Linked DNA regions of Homo sapiens: region 1 is linked to region 2. Evidence: read pairs that join two places in POLR2A ChIA-PET (ENCODE). Cell type or tissue: endothelial cell of umbilical vein. All regions are shown on one strand. Each heading gives the region's core, and the rest is flanking DNA. Links, peaks and the distances in the headings are about the cores only. Region 1 overlaps PAWR (pro-apoptotic WT1 regulator). Region 2 overlaps PPP1R12A (protein phosphatase 1 regulatory subunit 12A).

Region 1 (8,342 bases), core at 313-8,312, 190 kb after region 2:
CTTAGGACAATAGGGATGATTTAGTAACCCACAATTCTGTTCGCTAAGACGATCTCTTTTTGAGTACTGTGTCTGAAAAACATGTGGTAGGGTTTTTGTTTGTTTTGGGTTGTTTGCAGTTTGGAGCATTTTCGAAACGTTACAGGTAGCAGCATCTTCCATTAGAGTGACTGGTAAAACATTTTTACTAAGTGTATAATCACACCTCCCTCTACCAGAAACAAGACAAAACAATCTCAAACAAGTTTTGATTACTTTGATAGTAGCTCATGGATTTGAGGAAGTGGTTCAACTACCTTGTTTCACCTAAAATAGTTGCATCTTTTTCTCATTGACTGTTTAGCTTTCACTTTTTCTTCTCCTGGCTTTCTAATTTTACTCAACTTTAATTGTGGTTTAAGTAGAAGCATTTGCAATAAGTTAGGGTGTATATTAAATATACCTAAATTTTTAGTATTATGATTTCCATACCTGTTAAATCATAGTGTGTCTTTGTAGGACGTATTTATATGAGCGTTTCAGAGATTTTTATCAGCCAGCAAAACTGTCCTCTGCGGTTTGCTACTTGCACAAAAGATCTGTTATTCATTAAATTGCTTTAGAAGGAATTCGTAAGAGTGGTAATCAAATTTCTAGGTGTTTTTTTTTTTTTTTTTTTTAGTTAAAAATATGAAGATTAAGGGGAAATTGAAGACAAGGCTTTGGAAAAGCTACATTCCTCAACTTGATTTTTAAAAGTAGCTGATGATCCAAATAAAAGAATTTGTCATTTTCAATCTTTTCCTCATTGTTCATCTGACAGCGGTCTTATTTTGGGAAATATCTTGGCAGATGTTAAACTTCACTTTTTTTCTGGCTGCATGTGCTAAAATTATTTTTCAAGTACTTTTTTTTTTTTTAAACAAGGGTAATGTTTACTGGGGGAAGTAAGTAGAGTGTATCTTGTGAGATCCTAAGAAACATCTTTTGTTAATACCCCTGCTTTGAGTAAGAGAACATAGTGCTGAGAATGTAGATGACTTCCCACTACAATGGAGTCTAATACTCTGGAATGTTTTTCGTTTGGGTGTTGGCAACTCCTAAATTTAATCTTCCCTGAAAACAAACAAACCAAGGGTACCTTTTTTTTTGTCTGTAGAGTTTGAACCTTTTTATTGAATAGGGAATTGAGGACTGCTTTCTTTTAGTGGTAACTATGTCTCTGTCCGTTTCAAGCTGCAGGACCCAACAAAACAGTAATGCTTCACTACAGTATCTAATTAACAGACATACTTCTTGAGCGCCTCCTCCTCATATTTTCTTATTTTTCAAAACAACTTATGTATTTCAGATTATTTTAATAGTGGTAAAATATATGATGCAAAACTTTAAAGCTGAGCCATTTTCATGTGTTTATATTGTTGCTTTTTTAGAATTGTGCCATTTCTCCTGGTAGTTTCAACATTGAGAATACCAGTTGCTGTGGAGTTTCTTGTGTAATATTTAATTTAGCACCCCTGTTTTAAAAAGTCATACATATTTTGCAAATTTTTCGGGTATGAAAATAAGTAAAAAGATGAAAATGACCAATCTCTTTATATTCAAAAGTAGACTTTATTTTATCTAATGTCGAGTAAGACTCTTATTTTCAGACATGATTCCCAACCAAGTCTGTATTAGTAGATTAACATGTAGTTCATATGTAGAGATCTGGTTTTAATGGTGGATAAACATTAAGTTCCTTCAAGGAAGTACTTATGAAACATCTGTGTGATACATTTATTGTGACTTTCATTACCTCACTTTACTAGTTATAGAGTGTATATATAATACTGTTATAAAGGTATCTGACAGCAGCTAAAGATACCAGAATTGACTAGAAGATAGTTATAGGCAAGGAACCAGGTCAAAAACCGAAACTAGCTATTTGGGAGGTAGGAAACTGGGTGGTTACTGCATGTGATGGCTGAAGTCGATCTATCCAGAGCTTCTTTAATGAGATAAAATTTACTAAGAGTTTTAAGAAAAATATCCTTTTTTCTAAATTTTTACATTTTCTATTTTTTGGTAGTAATTCACCTGAACTGGGTAATTTGGACGTGGCATACTTCTTGCCAGTAATTTTTGTGTGTGTTTATCAGATCAGTCAAATGTGTATTACATACCTGTTAAAGACACTATCCTTAAGCAGTGGAGAAAATAAGAACACGGCAGTGTATATTCTCAAGGAGCAAGGCTATAATCTAGGAAGAAGGATAAGGCATAATTACATGAAAAAATTTAAGTACTGAGTTAACAGTTTAAAAGCCATCTTAATGAAGCATGTAACTATTTATTGGAAATAGTGTGTGTTTAAAAGGGGGAGATGATTGGGCTGGGAGAAGCTATTGAGGATGAGAATCTTGACCTGAGTCTTAAACTTTTCAGTACTTGTATATTTTTACATATGTTCTCACATATGTACATGTATACATAATTGTTTGTATAGTATATTAAGTACCGACATGCAGTGGTTCTTAACTTGAGCAGCACATTGATAGCATGTTAGGATCTTTAAAAAAATGTTTGCTCATGCTAATTCAATTCCGTGCCCTCTTTGTCCCTTCACCCCACCCTGTAATATTGAATGGGTCTGGGATGGATCCCAGGCATTAATATTTTTATAAGTTCCCCATTTGATTCAAATGTGAGTCAGTGATAACAACTGTTGGACTGCAGTCTGGGTATAGAAATGAATAGGACATAAGCCTTGCCCACGAGGTGCTCTCAGGTAATATAAGGAAATGTGAAAAGTAGAGTAGTAAGTATAGCTTAGTGCCTGAGCAGGGTACCTAACCCAGGGAGGAGGAGTGATAGTTGAAGAAAGCTTCCTAGACAGTTACATACTTGTTTCCAGGGGGTTTGTGAAGTTACTGCCATTGAGTAGGGTTGTGTGAATGGGTTAATGGAGATGGGTGCCATAGAAAATGTAATCTTTGAATAGGTAGAGGTGGCACTGAAGTTTTGGTTTAAGTATAAAAGTTAACATATACAGTATTTAAAACTTCTGTTTTAAAATAGTGGTTGGCTAAAGTGGTTTAGCTTTAGTGGTTGGCTAAAGTGCTTTATGTACTGAAGTTCACAGCAATCTCATGTGGTAGTTACACTGTTTATCACTATTTCCAGAGGAGAAAATGAAGACTTAGAGCTTAAATGATTCAAGATCACATAGAAAGTAACTGATAGAGCAATATTTTAAACATTTTTGTGTATTTTGTGTGTATGTATATATCTAGGGAAAGGGGAGTTTTTAAAAATTAACCTACTTTTCATTATTCAGCATATTTCCCTAGATTTTTACATAACTTTTTATTAAAGATTATCTTAAGTAATTTAAACATCTGAATGAGGAAAACAGTAAAGGTATGGAATTGAATAGAATTTCAGGTCAAATTTGTGGACTCAGAGATTGCCTCTGACCCTCTAACCTATAGAGTGGCAAAATTTTGAACACCAGGCTCTCGGCAAAACGTAAATTTATTTTTGGCTAGTGGTCAGAAAATGTGAATCTTTGATTTTACCTAAGTGATATATTGTTTTTCTATCAAGATGGGGTCATGACACCTACTCCATAGTTTGAACTCGTGTTGGTGAAAGGGAAGATAAAGGAGCATTTAACATATAGAAAGCACTTTTAAGTGAACACAGGTTAGGTCATAATTATTTAGTATGTTTATTGAACATTATATATAGGACAAGTTCCACTTAGTAAACTTTATAAATCCAGGTGGATTAAGAAATGCCTTTTGTTATTCCCATTATGCTCCAGACTGTCTACCTTTCTGTGTGATGAGTCAGGAGAGAAACTAATAATGACTCAGAGTTGGAGAAAATTTGATTCGTGAATGGGGTAGATATAGTGTAAACACTGAGACTGTTTAGTGTAAAACCTGGGCTATTAGCCCAGCTTTCCTAAATGTTTGAGCTCACTGGTAAAGTAAATTGAAATTTTAATATTATCAGGATTTGTACTGAGTTGTCTGAGCTGGGATGTCATTTCTCATAAAAATAATAATTACATAATTAAAGTAGATGACATTTATGGTGTGCTTATTAAGTGCCAGGCACTGTTCTAAGCACTTGACATACATTAGTGCATTTAATTCTCACCACAGCCCTATGGGAAAATGGGGAAGAGAAGGTATGTTACTTGCTTCAGGTCATACATGTAGTGAGAAGTAGATTAGAGATAGTTTGCACTCACAGTCTTGTGCGTAATAAACCATCTTACTACACTTCAGTGTATTACATACTGTATACCTAGTTTAAGAAATACAAAGAATATTTTAGTGTTAAATTGTTAGTATATGACTATGGAATTTAAAAATAGCCCTATTTATAGAACATAGATGAAGTGAGACTTTAATGGAAAATTTTGAGAACAAATGAATATATAAACACTGGCATTAAAATTCTTATTTAAAATCATTATCAAGCTAGTGGCCTGTTTATACTATTTTCTTTGTTTTTTTCTTTCTTTCTTTTTTTTTTGAGGTGGAGTCTTGCTCTGTTGCCCAGGCTGGAGTACAGTGGCATGTGGTGTGATCTCAGCTCACTGCAGCCTCCACCTCCCGGGTTCAAGCAATTCTCCTGCGTCAGTCTCCCAAGTAGCTGGGACTGCAGGTGTGCACCACCATGCCTGGCTAATTTTTGTATTTTTAGTAGAGATGGTGTTTCGCCATGTTGGCCAGGCTGCTCTCAAACTTCCAGCCTCAAGTGATCTACCCGCCTCAGCCTCCCAAAGTGCTTGGATTACAGGTGGGAGCTACCGTACCAAGCCTATCTATGCTATTTATTATTTCTGCATTTTTTTTTTAGCACCTATGATGTGTGCCAGAAAATAATTATGCCATTTAATAGCAAGGTTGATATAATGTTTTATAAGTATAAAATTATTGGCAAATATTAGGGTTTGACATTTTCTCTGTGCTTTTTTTCCTTTTTTAAAAATTGAGATATAATTCACATACAATAAAATTTACCCTTTTAAAGTGTACAGTTCAGTGGTTTTTTAGTATTCACACGGTGTGCTCTTAAGTGCTTTTATATTTTCATCTTTATTTTTCATTATGTTCTTAGAACCTCTGGTCCCTAAATTTTAGCTTTCCTTTCAGTAAAGTGATATGGTATTCAAATTATGAGAAGCCATTAACTTAAAATAATTTAATATCAGCCTTTCCCACTTTACAGAGAAAATGAAATTATGGTAGGATCTCCTCAATTTTAAGTTTCTTAAAACTTGGGCACCTACTACCATTTGTTTGCAGTGGAGTTTAGTATAATAGGTATTTATTAGGTTTGTGCAAAAGTAATCACAGTTTTTGCCATTGAAAGTAATGGCACCAGCCTAATAGTTGGATTACTTTTGCAAAAACCTAACAATTTAACTGAGTGTAATACTTTCACCTTAATAAAACTTTTACATATCTTTCATGGAGATCTGCAAAGCTCTGTCATCTAAACATTTGGGAACATTGATTCAGAGTTAAAAAAAAAAAAAAAAGGAGTTTCCACTGCTTACCACTTTAGTTACAGTACTAGAATCAGTGTCCTAAAAGATGTTTCTGGGGGGACCATCTCTACCAGTATCACTTTTGCCATTTATTTAAAATCAGATTTCTGGAATCCACCCCAGTCTGGGTTAGGGATGTTATCTGAGAGTCTGCATTTTAACTTGAGTGATTTTGGTACACACTAAAGTTTGGGAAGAACTAACTTAAATACCCTGTACTAGTTTACTGATCCGTCAAATGAAATGAATGCTGGTTATCTAACAGGATTGTTACATGAATTAAATAAAATGATGTTTGTGAAAATGTTATAAAAATGCCCAAATCAGAAATTGTAGTTACTGTATAGGTTAATTTCCTATGAGGTTGTTAAACATTTTCATTTTTTTCTTCCAATTTAAAACTGTGCATATTTTAACAGACAGGTTGAGCTACTTGGAAATTCAAAGTACTTTAAACATTTATGTAATGTCACATACTTAGTGCAAAATGCTCTGTCTGCTTTGCCTCTTTTCCAGAATTTAGACAAGTCTAGACTACAGAAACACCTCAAATAGTTAATGCGTAATTAGAACTTTACTTTCACTCATTTTTAATTTTTACATATCTTTAAGTGAAAGCATATACTTGTGTTTATAAATGTATTTGATAATTAGCAACTCAAACTTTTAAAGCATTGTGTTTGCCATCTTATCAAACTACTATCAAGTGCAAACATTTTTCCCATTGATTACAAATCTTACATGTTAGACCTATAGGCATCCTTGACTGGCAATTGATTTTGAACATATTTGGTTAACTGCTGAGTCAACTTTCTGTTTAGATCTTAGGCAAATGTGTTATAGCCATATACCTACATGTATAGAATTGAGCCTCAGCCACCTGTTACATTCTCCTTAGGCTATGTAAAAATACACAGGGCACCATGGCTGAACGACATTGTAGGAATATTTAAATTCTAAAAGCAGCAAAATCACACACTTCAAAGGTAAAAAGAGCTCCAGCAAGTTCAAATCTTAGCATGTCAGTTGACTAGTAAAATGTTTATTCTGTGATAGTTTTTGGAGATTTTGTCCAGCAAAATTTTGTGGGTCACAGTGTATTTTTCAATGATAGTCTCATTTATTTTAAGTAGTTGAAGAAATAGGGCAGTTGTATTCTGAAAATTAATATTTTGTTAGGTTTTGCTGAAGTGAACAGATAGGAGAGAATTTATATTGTGGATTACAATTCTGTGGCAGCTGAAACTTTGTTTTCAGGCTCTTCATAATAAATTCTGTGGGGCCAGGTGCCATAGCTCACACCTCTAATGCTACCACTTTGAGAAGCTAAGGTGGGAGAATCAATTGAGCCCAGGAGGTCGAGCCTGCAGTGAGCCGTGACTGCTCAACTGCACTACAGCCTGGGTGACAAAGTGAGACCCTGGCTCAGAAAAACTCAAACAAAACAAAACTCTAGGGGGACTAAGAGAATAGGATAAATAAACATAATAATATACAGTTTGAAATACAGAACTGAAACAGATGAAATTAACTTAAAAAGACATCTTTCAGACTAAGCTTATCTATGGTCATGTAAGCAAACTACTTAATATTTTAGAATTTGCAGGTTACATAAAGTATCAATTGATTTTCTATTATTTTGGAGTTTTTTCCAGAATATTTTTAGTAGTATTTAAAAAGAATGTAAATCTCAGAACAGAGTTAACATTCAGAAGATGGTGCTTGAGGAATAGGAATAAAAAGTACGATTGTATTAGCTGAAATAATCAAAGAAGTTACTTTTAGGTTTCAAATTCTTGAAAGACTTCTCCATATCCTATAATGTAAGCAAAAGTTGATGCAAATCAAATTTATGTAATCCTAATTTTTTTCTGCTAGTAGAAGTAATGTGTTAAAAAAAAGGCAGTGTGTTCACTGTAGTTCTCTCATGGAAATAAATCCAAGGAAAGGTAGAAAAACCTGTTATCTTATACATATTAATATTTGTGTTTCTATTCTTATTTTTTTGAATCTACTTGAGAAATGGAACCACACTATTGATTTGTGTGTATACTTAACCACTCATCATGAGTATTTTTATGATGTTATTCTATAACTTCAAAAATAGGGGTGGATGTGTATGTATCTTTTGTTGTATGTTTTTTAGAGACAGGGATCTTGCTTGTTCCCCAGGCTGCAGTACTATGGTGTGATGACTCAGCCTCAAACTCCTGGGCTCAAGTGATCCTCTTGCCTCAGCCTACCAAGCAGCTGAGAGTACAGGCATGAGCCACCATGTCCAGTTGGATGCATGTGTTTTGTGCTGTTTGATATTAAAATACTTAACCATTACTTCATTGGGAAAGGACCTTACTGCTTATCTGCCTTATTATGTGGCTTTTTGATTAGCCCATAAATAGTCTTAGATAAATAGCCCTTTCCTTTCCTTTCCTCCCCTCCCCTCCCCTCCCCACCCCTCCCCTCCCCTCCCTTCTTCTCCTTTTTTCTGAGACAGGATCTCTGTCACCCAGGCTCAGTGCAGTGGCACGATCATGGCTCACTGCAGACTCAACCTCCTGAGTTCAAGAGATCCTCCCACGTGAGCCTCCTGAGTAGCTGGGACTGCAGGCTTGCACCACCACATTGGGCTAATTTTTTAATTTGTTTGTAGAGATGGGGTCTCAGTATGTTGCTGGTCTTGAACTCCTACACGCAAATGCTTCTCTCACCTTGGCCTCTCAAAGTGTTGTTGGGATTACAGGTGTGAGCCACTCCACCTGGTCTATTTTTTTCTTTTCATATATTGTGTTTCCTGAAACATTGCTCAGGAAAA
Region 2 (8,342 bases), core at 31-8,030:
AACCCCATTTCTACTAAAAATACAAGAATTAGCCAGGCATGGTGGCACACACCTGTAGTTCCAGCTACCTAGGAGGCTGATGCAAGAGGATCGGTTGAACCCGGGAGGCGGAGGTTGCATTGAGCCGAGATTGTGCTGCTGCACTCCAGTGTGGGCGACAGAGCAAGACTCTGTCTGAAAAGAGAAAGAATTTAATCAGTATGATTTCTCAAGGAAAGTGAATGATTATGCAAGTCACAGTAAGTCACTCTCTTATCTCAGCATTCTATAAACTACTTTCTAATACAATACACTTTTTATGTTTCTTCGTCATTAAATAGCTGTGATTCTCAAACCTCTTTCTTTTAACCACTGCCCTGTGAAAAATAGTTTTCTTGAGCAATATCTGTATCAACGTTGCCTATGTATTCTTTTATCATCTGTTATATGTAAGATATGTTCTAGGCACTTTGGAAAACTGCCGTCAGCTTGCTTATAACTTGTTCTAGAGGGAAGATACATAATAATTTTAAATATGGTAGGGAATTTTTATGATAAATACCCCCTCACACTTCTTCCCTCCACTTGAAATATAAAGACACCAACGTCCAAAAAGATTAAATTACTTGTTCACAGCCACAAAATTTGTGGCAGAGCCAGAACTAGAACCTAAAACCAAAAGCTGTGATTCCCTCTCAATGCTTTTACCCTTTTTTTTTCTGAGATGGAGTCTTGCTCTGTTGCCCAGGCTGGAGTGCAGTGGCATGATCTCGGCTCATTGCAACCTCTGCCTCCCGGGGTCAAGCGGTTCTCCTGTCTCAGTCTCCCGAGTAGCTGGGACTACAGGTGTGTGCCACCATGCGTGGCTAGTTTTTTGTATTTTTAGTAGAGACAGGGTTTCACCATGTTTCCCAGGATGGTCTTGATCTGCTGATCTCATGATCCACCTGCCTCAGCCTCCCGCTTTAAAACTTTTTGGGTACACTGTATAGTGCTTTTCTTGATAGAAACTTTGTCATTTTCTTCCTTAGGGAAATGCTGCTAAAAGCATTTCTTTTGTTTCTATGGTAGTTAAGGAAAATTTATTTCATGTATACAAGTAATACTTAGCCCCTAGAATGCGTGATATCCTGTTGCAGGTGAGAAATGTGTTGATAAACTAGGAACATCTGTGGAAAGCAGTGTGTTAAGTGTAGAAAAAGCTTAGTTTCTGGAACCTGAGCATCTCTGTGAGATTCCCAGCCCTATCATTTCCTGTCTGTGTGACTTATTCAAGCTACTTAATCTCTTTGAATCTTAGCTTCCTCCTACATTCATTAATTCATTTATTGAGCCCAAGAACTCAAGGTATTGTGGAAGCAGCCGAATTCTGCATGTCAAGAACTGTGCATGGTATTGAGGATGCAGCAGAATTCCTGCTCTCAGTAAACGCTCATTCTGGGAGTGGGTAAACAGATGGTAAATAAGTAAGCAAAGTATATATAGTATGTTGTAATAAACGGTATGGAGAAAAATAAAGTAGATACTCAGGATATAAAATGGTAGGGAGGGGGTTGTAATTTTAGTATGCTGTCCAAGAAAGGCAATACCAAAAAGGTGAGAGTTGAGCAAAGACTTCATTTATGAAATGTGGATACAGTCATATCTTATTTATGCATTGCTTGTGTATAATGCTGATCCATTATCTCTCATCAGCCAGCCCCAAACTGCTCTTTCTTAGGTTGAAGTGGCATTTAAGAAGCTCTTTTGTTTTCTCCAAGAGTTACAGTCTGACATTAATATCCTTTTTTGTTGTTGTTGATGTGTTTTCAGTCCTAGAAAATAGTTTTTTTTCCCAAATATGAACAAACAGGAACTTCCTTTGGTGGTTAAGTACTGTCTTGGTGTTTAAGCCTCTTTTAAGGGGATGGGTAGATAAAGGTAATGGTCTATGTGTAGCAAAATGTATTAGAACCACTTTTTAAATGGCACATCAATTTTTATTACTTTCAACAGCTACTTCAAATATCCTTCCGGATTCTTAATAAACTTGGGCTTTTTATACATTTAAATGGGTAGCACATGAATTTTCCAACAAAGATCTTTTGGCAATAAACCAAAGATGACAGTGTGTAAATTAATATGTCTACTGATCAGTTTATTAGAAACACTTTTAGAGTACAGAGATAATAGTCATCAGCCCACATACTCCTAGTTGTGTATTAGTTGTTTATCATAGATAGGAAATAGGAGCTAATTAGTTCATTTACTGGGTTTTACCCACATTAGAAAAAAAGAGGCCACTTGCCCTCTGGGCAAATAGTGGCTTTGTGTGAATTAGGACGGAAAAAACCTTTCACCAAGTTAAAGGCTCCTTGAGTGGATTTCATCCCACCTTCCCAATCCCCCAAGTCAAATACATGGCACAGACTTTACATTCTTGGGCAGGGGTCCTGGTAATACATGGGGATTGCATCTCAGGAGGGACAATATGATGATGATTATGAATAGTGCCAATTCCAGAAAGCCTCCCCAGGGTAAATGGAGTGTGTTTATGAATACAACCTATCTCATAGGACAGGTATAAAGTACTTATATTCACATACAGATATATCCCTAATCTGAAAATTATGGAGTTTACAATCTAGTAGAGGTAGAACATAGGTATAAATAAGAAAATTGTGGCTATTGATATTATTGATAATGTGATAGAGTACTAGGAATTACTTGAAAAGGATGACTAGGAGGGCCTTCCTGAAGAAGAAACATCTGCATTGAGATTTGTTTAATGAGAAGGAATCAGCATGCTTAGATCTGGGGGCAGAGCATTCCTGACAGTGAGAACTGCAAGAACAAAGGCTCTGAGGTATCTGGTCAAGGAATAGTAAGGTCCCTATTGTGGCTGGAACAGAGTGATTTTAGGAACAATTGTGGGGAACAATGAGTACCTTGGAGTGGGTTTTTGTGAGAATAATGTATGTAAATCATAGATAAAGCACCTTTCATACTACCTGGCACAAAGCAAGCATTTGATAAAAGTTCCCTTCTTATTTACTTTAGGGCTGTAGTTCTCAAATTTTTTTTTTATTTTAGGACTTCTTTATATTCTTAAGAATTACTGAAGATTCCAATGAGCTTTTGTTTCTGCAGGTTATATGTATTAATATTTATAGTCTTAGAGTTTAAAACCAGGGATTTAAAATACAATTAATTCATTTAAAAATAACAATGATTTACCCCTGTTACCAAATGACATTTTTTAATTAAAATAACTAATTCATTTTTTCTTGGTTGTATGTATTAATATTTACAGTCTTAGAGTTTAAAACTGAGGATTTAAAACACTATTTAAAAATAATAGCGATTTACCCATGTTACCAAATAACATTTTTTAATTAAAATAACTAATTCATTTTTTCTTGAAAGTTTATCATTGGCAACAAATATACTGTTAATTGCTTTTCTTTTTTTTTTTTTTGGAGACGGAGTCTTGCTCTGTTGCCCATGCTGGAGGGCAATGGTGCAATCTTGGCTCACTGCAACGTCTGCCTCCTGGGTTCAGGCAATTCTCCTGCCTCAGCCTCCCGAGTAGCTGGGACTAGGCGTGCTCCACCATGCCTGGCTAATTTTTGTACTTTTAATAGAGAAGGGGTTTCACCATGTTGGCCAGGATGGTCTCGAACTCCTGACCTCAGGTGATCTGCCCGCCTCGGCCTCCCAAAGTGCTGGGATTACAGGCGTGAGCCACCGCGCCTGGCGTTAATTGCTTTTCTTGAAGTGACAGACTCATTTTGTTCATTTGCAAGAAAAGATCTCCCAAAAATCAAAGTTAGACTAACTGTAGTTTGTCATTTAAGTAGACATAATGTTGCATGGAAAAGTGGCTAAGTCAGCTTGCATCTCAATGTCACAAGTGCTTTTCATCAAGACAACCATCATACTTGGAAGAGGTGCTTTAACATACACTTCCCATCTTGTTCCAGAGAATATAAAAAAGACCTGTATACAAGGGCCAAGATTTAATATGTACCGCTTTGTCAAAGACATATATGAGTGAAAATTGCTGCCCCCTAACCACCACTTTTTTTGGAGACAGGGTCTCACTCTGTTGCCCAGGTTGGAGTGCAGTGGTGTGATCATAGTTCATTGCAGCCTTGAACTCAAACTCAAGCGATCCTCCTGCCTCAGCCTCTCAAGTAGATGGGATTACAAGCATGAGCCACTGTGCTTAGCAATGTTTTTTTTTTTTTTTTTTTAAATTATGAGTACAAAGTGGTTGAAACAGTGACTGTTAATAGAGGTGGGGTTTTTTTGGCCACTGCCATTATTTGTGCTAAAACACATGCAGTTTTACAGCTGGTACTTTTATACCATCACGTGTACATGTCAACAAAGTAAAAAAGGGAAATGACATCTTAGTTTTTTCTTGAAAACAGTTTTGCCCTAATCAACTCCCTAAAGGAATCTACTCCCCCTTCCCCCAGCAGACAACATTTTTGGGAACCACTGCTATAGAGACTATTGTTAGTACTTAATTATAATGTCTTCATTTTAATAGGTACTTGTTATCCAGATTGGGTTGCCATAAAGAGTCTAGGCACATACACTACTGTTGTATGTGTACCTAAGCAAGGACCCTTAACAATTTAGTGTCATTAGCATGTTTGATGGAGTATAGTCAAGATAGCAGCAGATTTATTTACAGAGAATATTTATATTATAAAAGCTACAAAGTAGGAATTTTATTCTATTGATGTATTATTTGGAGTGTTAATTCGTATTTTTTCCAATCTTGCTTTCTGTTTTGTTTTTAGGCTTGCATTGATGACAATGTTGATATGGTGAAGTTTCTGGTAGAAAATGGAGCAAATATTAATCAACCTGATAATGAAGGCTGGATACCACTACATGCAGCAGCTTCCTGTGGATATCTTGATATTGCAGAGTAAGCCAGTTCTGTGTTTTCATTTTATTCTAATACTGTTTGACAGACCTGAATGTTTATTGAAGTGATAAAGATAAATGAGTGAACTCTTATATTACTTTAATTCATGAAAATTATTCTTTCCAAGAAAGAAAATAAGTGGTTATTGGGAATCCATATATTCTCAGAATCAGATCTTCTTTTTGTCTCCCCACCCTCTTTGGCCTTTGGTACTTCGTATTAACATTAGTAATTGTACACATTCTCTGTCTCCATCTTTTTTCTTTTGAGTACAGCTAGAGCATTTTCAAATGATTGAGGGTTAATACTTAGCAGTCTAACTCATTCCTTTATAATCATAAATTTGGCAACTGGGTTACATTGCTATAGGGAGAATATGATACATAGTTCTCCAGTGAGCCTGTTTACTTAGTTTTTCTGAAGATTGTCTTTTTTAAAAAATACATTTTTTAGAAAATTCAATGAGAAATAGTCATTGTATTCTCTACTACCTTTAATGTGTGGGTACACACTAAGAACATCTGATTTTTTAAAGCATTTAACAGTGGAAGTATAGATATCTTGAAAAATAATTTTTTCATTAAATTATTTTTCTTATTACTATCTATCCACACAGTAAACAGTTTTGTTGTCTCTCTGCTCATATATGAAAGCTTATCAATGAATAAATATTGAATATGGGAATTCTACTCTGTAAATATCTTAGTAAGCCTTCATAGTTTTTTGTCTACATTTTGCTTTTTTTCCCCATTTGTGCTGGAGATACAATATCTCAATTTCAAGGCAGAAACTGTATGGTGAAATGAAAAGTGCTCCGGCCTGGGAACGATAAGGTCTGAATTACCCGAATTTTATTACTGACTCTGCCACTAACTATACGACATCTTTCCATAATTTGTTTCCTCTTTCTGAGCCATGATTTCTTTGTATATAAACTGAGGAAGTCTTTTTCCCGTTGCAAAACAGCAGTGGTTGTTCAAACCTAACAATTGTGATTCTCAAGTTCTTTACTTCCTTTTTGTACTTTTCCCGCTCAATCTCGAGTTCTTTACTTCCTTTTTGGACTTTTCCTGCTCAACAGAAGACTTAGATCTCTTCATAGAAAAAAAAACCCAGATAATTGTGCATTTATCTTTAACTACACTTAATGATTAGGCTCTGGAGTTAATTGATATGGAATATGAATGCCTCCTCAGTCACTATCAAGGAGTATAACCTTGGCAAGTTGTTTAACTTTTCTAGGCTTTGGTTTTCTCTTCTATAAAGTAGTATTTCCTAGGTTTGTTGTGATGATTAACTGCAGTAATTCATCAAACGTAGGACCTGGCTCATAGGAAATAGTACATATTAACTTTTGACCATTACCTTTTGTATCTACACTGGGAAAATTAAAACTCAACCTCTTTCTTCAGATGTTTAATTCTTATGTTTCCTTTTTGTATTCATGTTTCTGAGTTTGAAAAGACAATATTAATTGTCTTGAATAATTTCTTTGCATAGACTTGATTGGGTCACAGACCTATTGTGTCAGTTGGAATGCTTTTAGCTGCAAGTGATAGAATACCCAATTTAAAATGACCTAAAGAATAATGGTACTTGTTATACAGGATAAAATATCATTTAGAGGAAGGACATTTAGGCTTATTAAGCCACTCAGTGATGTCAGCAAGGACCTGGAATCTTTCAGTTTTTTCTTCTGAATTTCCCAAAAATGGACTTTATTCTTAGCCTTCTCCCCTCTTGGTTACAAGATGATTGCCACAACTCTAGAATTGTGTTTTACATATCCACATCCAAAAGCAAATAAAAAAAAAATGGATTGCAAGTAGAAAATATCCTCCCTGTATTCTGTGTACATCAAAGAGGAAAACCTTTCCCAGAGAGCCCTCCAGTTGCTGAAGACATCCCATAATGGGACTTCTTTTGGCCTGGTCTTGGTCATTTGTCCATGTTGTAGCTAGGAAAAGTAAATATCTTGGCATATTCAGCTTTTACATGCTAGTATATAAGAAGTATGAGGAAGGGTAAGCAGTTTGTTGCAGTTGCTAATGTTATCAGTAGGGTGACTATTTTCAGTTTTTGGAGGGTGGGATATGGAATATATGCTTTACAGGACTTGTGCAAACAAAAGTGACCTTTTTTGGCCAAGGTTGACTATAGTTGCTAATCTAATTAGTTTGAATTTATGACTGTGCTATAAACTATGGAGTTTCCTTGAACCAGATTAAAATTAGAAGAATAAGTTTTCCTTTTTATTCTTTCTGCCACAAGATTCTTTTTTAAAATAATGACTGTTTTTATAAAAGGCAGTTTAACTCTAGCATATACTGGATGATTTGTTAAGGTGATGATAGCCCAAAATCCTTCCGAATGCTCATTTTTATCAGCATAATCTCTTTTAGCAGGTTGGGCATGGTGGCTCATGCCTGTAATCCCAGCAGTTTGGGAGGCCTTGCTTGAGCTCAGGAGTTCGAGACCAGCCTGGGCAACATGACAAAACCCCATGTCTGCAAAACATACAAAAAAATTAGCCAGTTACAATGATGTGTCCCAGCTACTCTGGAGGCTAAGGCAGGAGAATTTCTGGAGGCTAAGGCAGGAGAATTGCTTGAGCCTGGGAGGCAGAGGTTGCAGTGAGCTGAGATAGCACCATTGCACTTAAGCCTAGGTGACAAGAGTGAAACCTTGTTTCAAAAAAAGAAAAAAATACATTAAAAACACCTCTTTCAGCAGTTAATTTCACTAATGATTAAGTGAAATTAATGAAACCCTAGTTTTCTTGGGTATAGAAAAATAATAGTCTGGTGGCCTAATTGATAGGGTGAAGATAGTCCACAGATCAGTGTTTTATAGGCATGAAAGAAAGCACTTATAATAATAATAATAATAATAATAATAATAATAGAGACAATAGTTATAACCCAGGGGGTAAGAAACTGGGGCATATGGTCACTGTGGTAACTGAAGTATTTTGGAGTTAAATTTGTTGCAAATCCTAGTTCTGCCATTCACTAGCTTTGTGTGCTTGACCAATCTACTTAGTCTCAGTAATTTAAGATTATTTATAAAATTGGAAAGATCTAGTTTCTTCCTAAGTCTTTTTTCTCATATTGCATTCCACTTCACATTTTTCACTCTGTCAATACTGGACTACTTTTAGTTCCCCAACATTCCCTACTGGTTTACATCAGTGTGCCTTTCTTCGTAATAGTTTATTTGCCTGCTGTTGCATTACTTGAGCAGCTTCTACCAGACTCTCAAGATGCAGTTTGTATAAGGGTCATTTCTTCCAGGAAGAGTTTCTGATGTTCTTGGCAAATTCATCATCATCTCTAACACATCAGTTGTTTGTGTATATGCTTCTTTACTAACTGCATTTATGCACTGAATAGTAGTAATTCATCCCTATTGATATGTGCAGTTAAGCCTAGATTAGTTT

The links. ChIA-PET counts read pairs that join two places held together with the same protein. Peaks named below come from ENCODE experiments on the same cell type or tissue, not always from the same donor. Only the 100,000 strongest peaks of a DNase experiment are listed, where the experiment ranks them.
Region 1: POLR2A ChIA-PET joins it to region 2 with 6 read pairs; 4 of 35 experiments call an interaction of 5 or more read pairs at or near these places.

The regions. Positions count from the first base shown.
Region 1 is chr12:79,680,785-79,689,126 of GRCh38, reverse strand. All of the region lies in intron 2 of PAWR (pro-apoptotic WT1 regulator), which reads left to right. Among named protein-coding and RNA genes, the nearest start is that of PPP1R12A-AS2, 5.1 kb to the left of the region's middle. In endothelial cell of umbilical vein, for the core only: no CTCF peak of the experiment used is centred there; DNase peaks (open chromatin) are centred at 1,036 and 3,836; H3K4me3 peaks cover 1,700 bases; H3K27ac peaks cover 2,829 bases.
Region 2 is chr12:79,869,369-79,877,710 of GRCh38, reverse strand. PPP1R12A (protein phosphatase 1 regulatory subunit 12A) reads left to right here. Exons shown (of 25, transcript NM_002480.3): 2 at 4,773-4,903. Among named protein-coding and RNA genes, the nearest start is that of PPP1R12A, 62 kb to the left of the region's middle. RefSeq lists enhancers at 2,096-2,632, 2,633-3,170. In endothelial cell of umbilical vein, for the core only: no CTCF peak of the experiment used is centred there; no DNase peak of the experiment used is centred there.